Regions from separate parts of the Homo sapiens genome. Here region 2 is linked to region 1. Evidence: read pairs that join two places in POLR2A ChIA-PET (ENCODE). Cell type or tissue: PC-9. All regions are shown on one strand. Links, peaks and the distances in the headings refer to the core of each region. The heading gives the core; the rest is flanking DNA.

Evidence for each region. Peaks named below come from ENCODE experiments on the same cell type or tissue, not always from the same donor. Only the 100,000 strongest peaks of a DNase experiment are listed, where the experiment ranks them.
Region 2: POLR2A ChIA-PET joins it to region 1 with 9 read pairs; 1 of 35 experiments calls an interaction of 5 or more read pairs at or near these places.

Annotation. Positions count from the first base shown.
Region 1 is chr3:23,883,418-23,886,336 of GRCh38, reverse strand. The region is part of intron 3 of UBE2E1 (ubiquitin conjugating enzyme E2 E1); the gene reads right to left. Among named protein-coding and RNA genes, the nearest start is that of NKIRAS1, 32 kb to the left of the region's middle. In PC-9, for the core only: no CTCF peak of the experiment used is centred there; a DNase peak (open chromatin) is centred at 956; H3K27ac peaks cover 2,500 bases.
Region 2 is chr3:25,665,853-25,668,771 of GRCh38, reverse strand. No RefSeq gene overlaps it. Among named protein-coding and RNA genes, the nearest start is that of MIR4442, 2.4 kb to the right of the region's middle. In PC-9, for the core only: no CTCF peak of the experiment used is centred there; no DNase peak of the experiment used is centred there; H3K4me3 peaks cover 16 bases.

The DNA of each region.
Region 1 (2,919 bases), core at 1-2,500:
AAACTGTAGAGCAACACACCCATGGGTATCTCTCATTAAACGGCAGTGATCACCATTATTATTAATTCTTTAATATCTCTTTGTGATGGGTATTACCAAAAACTATTAAAAACTTGTTTTATTTTTTATTTTTGAAACAGAGTCTTGATCTGCTACCCAGGCTGGAATGCAGTGAGTGGCATGATCTCGGGTCACTGTAGCCTTGACTTCTAGGCTCAAGTGATCCTCCCACCTTAGCCACCTGAGTAGCCGAGACTACAGGCATGCACCACCATACCTGGCTAATGTTTTCTATTTAATTTGTGTAGATGGGGGTCTCTCTATGTTGCCCAGGCTGGTCTTGAACTCCTGGGCTCAAGCAATCCTCCTACCTCAGCCTCCCAGAGTGCTGGGATTATAAGTGTAAGCCACCAAAAAGTTTGTTTTAGATACAGAGAGAGTTTTTTTGTTTGTTTTGTTTTTTTTGTTTGTTTTTTAAGGCGGAGTTTTGCTCTTGTTGCCCAGGCTGGAGTGCAATGGCACGATCTCGGCTCAATGCAACCTCCGCCTCCCGGGTTCAAGCGATTCTCTTGCCTCAGCCTCCTGAGTAACTGGGACTACAGGCATGCGCCATTATGCCTGGCTAATTTTGTATTTTTAGTATAGATGGGGTTTCACCATGTTGGTCAGGCTGGTCTTGAACTCCCGACCTCAGGTGATCCGCCCGCCTCGGCCTCCCAGAGTGCTGGGATTATAGGTGTGAGCCATCGCACCCGGCCAGAGATTTTTTAAACATTGTCTACACCATGAAGTCATACTTTGTGTTTAAAAAAGATGACTTCATAGTTTTACACGATATCTGATGGCAATTTTCACAAGGTGGAATGTAGGGAGAGCTCTTAATCAGCCCTCTCCCTCTGGAAACAGGCAGAAACTTCTCCAGTGAAATGATATTACCATTATTGCTTCATTTCCTGAGGTTAGAACCGGTTCTTGGTCATCATAAGTTTGCCTACCTGCCTACATGTTTGCATCCCCTCGAAACTTTTATGTTGAAATCCTAATCCTCAATGTGACGGTATTAGGAGGTGGAGCCTTTGAAGGTACTGGGTTAGGGGGTAGAAATCCTCATGAAAAGGATTAGTGTTCTTAAAGAGAACCTCAAAAGCTCTCTAACTTTTCTCTACCATATGAGGATACAGCAAGAAGACAGTTGTCTGGAAACCAAGAAACGCATCCTCACCAGACCTGAAGCTGCCAGCACCTTGATCTCATATTTCTAGCCTCCAGAACTGTGAGAAATAAACTTCTGTTGTTTATAAGCCATCCAATTCATGGTACTTTGTTATAGCAAACTGAAGAAAGTCTAGAGACACTGGCTGATACAGCTATGACACCTGGAGTGCAGTTAATGAAAAGTGGACTATATATGAAAATAACACTAATACAGGGGTTGCAGATAAAGGGGAATGCTCTTTTATCTAGTTTATGGTAAACACTTAAAGGCAAAAGGCTACTCTAAAATCTTTTTACAGATGAGGAACCAAGGCCAAGAGTTCATTCACAGAAGCCAGGCTCTCTAAAATCCAGTACTGACAATATTCCAAGCTGCCTCCTAGAGGCAGGAGTCGTACTGTTCATGTTCAACTTGGTAGTGCTAAGAAACCAACCTAGAAAAAAACAAAAGTGAGGGCAGTCTAGGCCCTAGAGGTGACATGTTGGCATGGGCCCAATTCTGCTGGTCCTTTAGTATACAAAAAAAATAAAGGTTTACCAGTATGTCACTACATGCAGATTTATGGATTGTACAGAAAATTGGTGATTCCCAAATTTCACTGTGCATCAAAATAATCGATGGAACTTTAAAGACTAAAGATTTCTAGACCCCACCCCAGGCCCGATGATTGAGAATATCTAGAGGGGACCCAAGAATCCATATATTTAAGTGCCCCACCCACAACAATGACCTTTAAGCAGGTAGTTTGCATTTGGGAACCACTGCTACAGGTTACTAGTGGGACAACCAGTTAGGAGCATAAGTTTGAACATTTTACAGTTTGTCACCTGTGATAGCTTATCACCTGTGATATAACCAGAAATCCAATTAAGATTGCTATCTCTCTAATCTGTTTGCAATTTAGGTGTTAATTTTTTTGAAAGTTCAGAAAAAAGTAGACAAAACAGAAAAGAAATCAAGTACAACTACATAATGACAAAAAACGTATTACACTTGTATTAAACTTCAAAACTGGAGAATAAAGGTGCAATATAACATGAAAATAATTAAATGCTAAGTGAAATAATATCAAATGTAGTTGACCCTGAAGAAAATGCAGTAGTGAGGGATCCCTAACCTGTGGGCCCTCAGGAATTACTGTGAATGGTCTTGAGAATCCACTGGAAAAGACCAAGCATTGTTACCTGAATATCAAACTTTTTTTTTTTTTTTTTTTGAGATCTGTCACCCAGGTTGGAGTGCAGTGGCATGATCTCAGCTCACTGCAACCTCCCCCTCGTGGGTTCAAGCGATTCTCTTGCCTCAGCCTCTGGAGCAGCTGGGACTACAGGTGTGCGCCGCCATGCCCAGCTAATTTTTGTATTTTTAGTAGAGCTGGGGTTTCACCATATTGGCTAGACCGGTCTCAAACTCCTGACCTTGTGATCCGACTGCCTCAGCCTGCCAAAGTGCTGGGATTACAGGTGTGAGCCACCATGCTCAGCCCTGAATATCAAGTTTTAGATAGTCACTTAAAGCTGCTATTGGATGAATTCAGGTAGCTTTTTATCATGTGTACTTTCTTAATCAGAGAATAAAACAGAAAAATTCTGATGCAGGGGCGTACAATTTTATTTGTTTCCTAAGTTCTCATTGGAAAAGTTAGGATCTGCTGGTCTACAAAGTGGGCAGGCAGTCCCATCCCCAGGGGTGGAGGACAATAT
Region 2 (2,919 bases), core at 417-2,916, 1.8 Mb before region 1:
ATAAACTGTAGCAATTAAATAGTTAGAAGAAGCAGAGTTAATAATGTACTATAATATTTACTAGAGAAATACTGAAAACCAAAAAGTCACATTGATAGTAACTTTTCTTCCTTGAGCTCACTTCTAAAGAACTATAACAAACTAAATTACATTTAAACATACAATAGTCATTAACTAGGCAATCACTTACTGAGTCTACCATAGGCCAGACATTAAAAATTTTTCTTAGTCCAGCAACCTTGTATATCGTAAGGATCCACAAAATTAATGCAATGAGAAGGGAGAGGTGAAATTATAGACATTGAATTTTGAATTCAAATGTTAGCTTCTTTAAATGCTCCCGAGGTTAAAGATTTGTCCTCCTCCTCCCAACTGAATCTCAGTGTTGGAATGATACACAACATTTAAATGGAAACTATTGAAACTTTGGCAGATACCTAGAAGTATGGTTTTGAGTTGCTATTTTCTTGGATAATTTACTTACTGATTAAATTACCTACTGTGTATAAAGTGTGATGATAGGTGTGGCTCATCAGGTAAATTGTTTATTTTTTATGTATATATATATTTTTGAGATGGAGTCTTGCTCTGTTGCCCGGGTTGGAGTGCAGTGGTGCAGTCTTGGTGCACTGCAACCTCCGCCTTCCGGGTTCAAGCGATTCTCCTGCCTCAGCCTCCCGAGTAGCTGGGATTACAGGCACATGCCCAGCTAATTTTTGTATTTTTAGTAGAGATGCGGTTTTGCCATCTTGGCAAGGCTAGTCTTGAACTCCTGACCTCAGGTGATCTGCCTGCCTTGGTCTCCCAAAGCGAGGTAAATTGTTTATTAAACAGCAAATGAATAAATATAAAATTGCTTTTCAATTAAATGATTAGCTTGAAACTATAATTCAAGGGTGAACTTAAGGCAGAAAATGCGTCTTCATCACCTTTTTAAATTCCCAGGTCCTGAGTACCTAACACAGTAGGCATTTAATTTTTTTTTCATTGCTACAATAAGGAAATATAAGATCTAAAAATAGAAATTCTGAAGTAGTTAGGATAAGCTCCTATGGAAGCTACTCAGAAATCTTGATTAAATAAAGACCTTTATACAGTTTATAGAAATGACTAATTTCTAGTTTTTCCTTTTGGTCAGTGCTTGCTGTGGGGTAGAAATTAAGTCATTATATGTAATATATACATACAAAGTAGTATCTAAAACTAGACAAACCTGATATAGAAGCTTTTTTTTTTTTTTTTTTGAGATGGAGTCTCGCTCTGTCGCTAAGGCTAGAGTGCAGTGGTGCGATCTCGGCTCACTGCAACCTCTGCCTCCCAGGTTCAAGTGATTCTCCTATGTCTGCCTCCCCAGTAGCTGGAATTATAGGCACAGGTCACCACGCCTGGCTAATTTTTGTATTTTTAGTAGAGAAGGGGTTTCATGATGTTCGTCAGGCTGGTCTTGAACTCCTGACCTCAGGTGATCCACCCCTAATTGAAAATTACTTCACATTACCCCAGAAGAGAAAGCTATGCTCAAGTTGCGTACAATCAATTTTATCATAAAGATATGCTAAGTCTGCTGCACAGTTAAAAAGGACAATTCTTTAGAAGCTGAGATACTTTTAATCTAGATTCCGTCTTCCACTCATCACAAATCTCTGCTTTAAAAATGTTGATTTTCATGTATATTCAGCAATTCTTATTTGCAATTCTTCTGGGTAAGTCAGTATTTTCTTAAAACTAGTAACACTTATTAAAAGGCTTTTTCATACTGAGAAGACAAAAGGACTCAATGCCTCACATATGAGGCAAGTGAAAAGAACATTATTTTTATTAATCTATTTGAGTTTTGAATATATTGTTTTATTCATTTCAAAATCTGAACCTAGGCTGGGTGCGGTGGCTCATGCCTGTAATCCCAGCATTTTGGGAGGCCAAGATGGGCGGCTCACTTGAGGTCAGGAGTTCGAGACCAGGGTGGCCAACATGGTGAAAACCCCGTCTCTAGTAAAAGTAAAAAAAATTAGCCAGGCATGGTGGCCGGTGCCTGTAATCCCAGCTACCTGGGAGGCTGAGGCAGGAGAATTGCTTGAACCTGGGAGGTGGAGGGTGCAGTGAGCCGAGATCATGCCACTGTACTCCAGCCTGGGTGACAGAGCAAGACTCTGTCTCTAAAAACAACAACAAAAACGGAAGATAAAGAGCTTTGACAACTTAAGTTTAAAAAAGGAGACAGCTATGTATTTTATAGCTTAGCTTCTACCTAGTACATCTTCATAAAAAAAACTCATTGCCTTTAAAATTACCCCTTTTCAAACAAAATACATGTGTACTTGGAGATGCAAACTCACAGTAAGAACACAAGATCATTTTAACAAGCACTAAACTGAGGCTCAGGGAAGTTAAATAACAAGGCTATGGATACTTGGTCAGGTTCAGAAAAGTTTGCACCCCAAGTTCAAGGTAAAGAAAGGCTTCACTGTTCTGAAGTCCCTAGTATGGCAAAGTTACATGGCCATCAGAGAGCTAATTAAAAAAACTATGTTTAAATTATTTCCATGTTTCAGAGTTCTCCACCTCTAGACTCAGAATGCAGTTTAAAGATGTGACCTGAGACATTTTTGTTTTCCCTTGAGAGGAAATGCACAGTTGGAAGTTCACAAAAACACCTCTTCAAAAAACAGTAATACTGTTTTCATCTTTATAAAAAGCTTTCATCACAACTCTTTGGTGGCACTTCATGCCTTCAAGTACTCATTTTGGTGATCGTTGGCTCCCTTTTAGTCTGTCTCACAAGCCAGGTTATAAATGGTTTGAAATCAGGGGCCTTGTTTTTACTTTGAACCCATCGCAGAGCCTGGCACAGCGTGGCAGAGTGTGCGCCCAATAAATACTTGAGTGGAATTACACTGAAAAACAGGAAGAAGTAAAGCC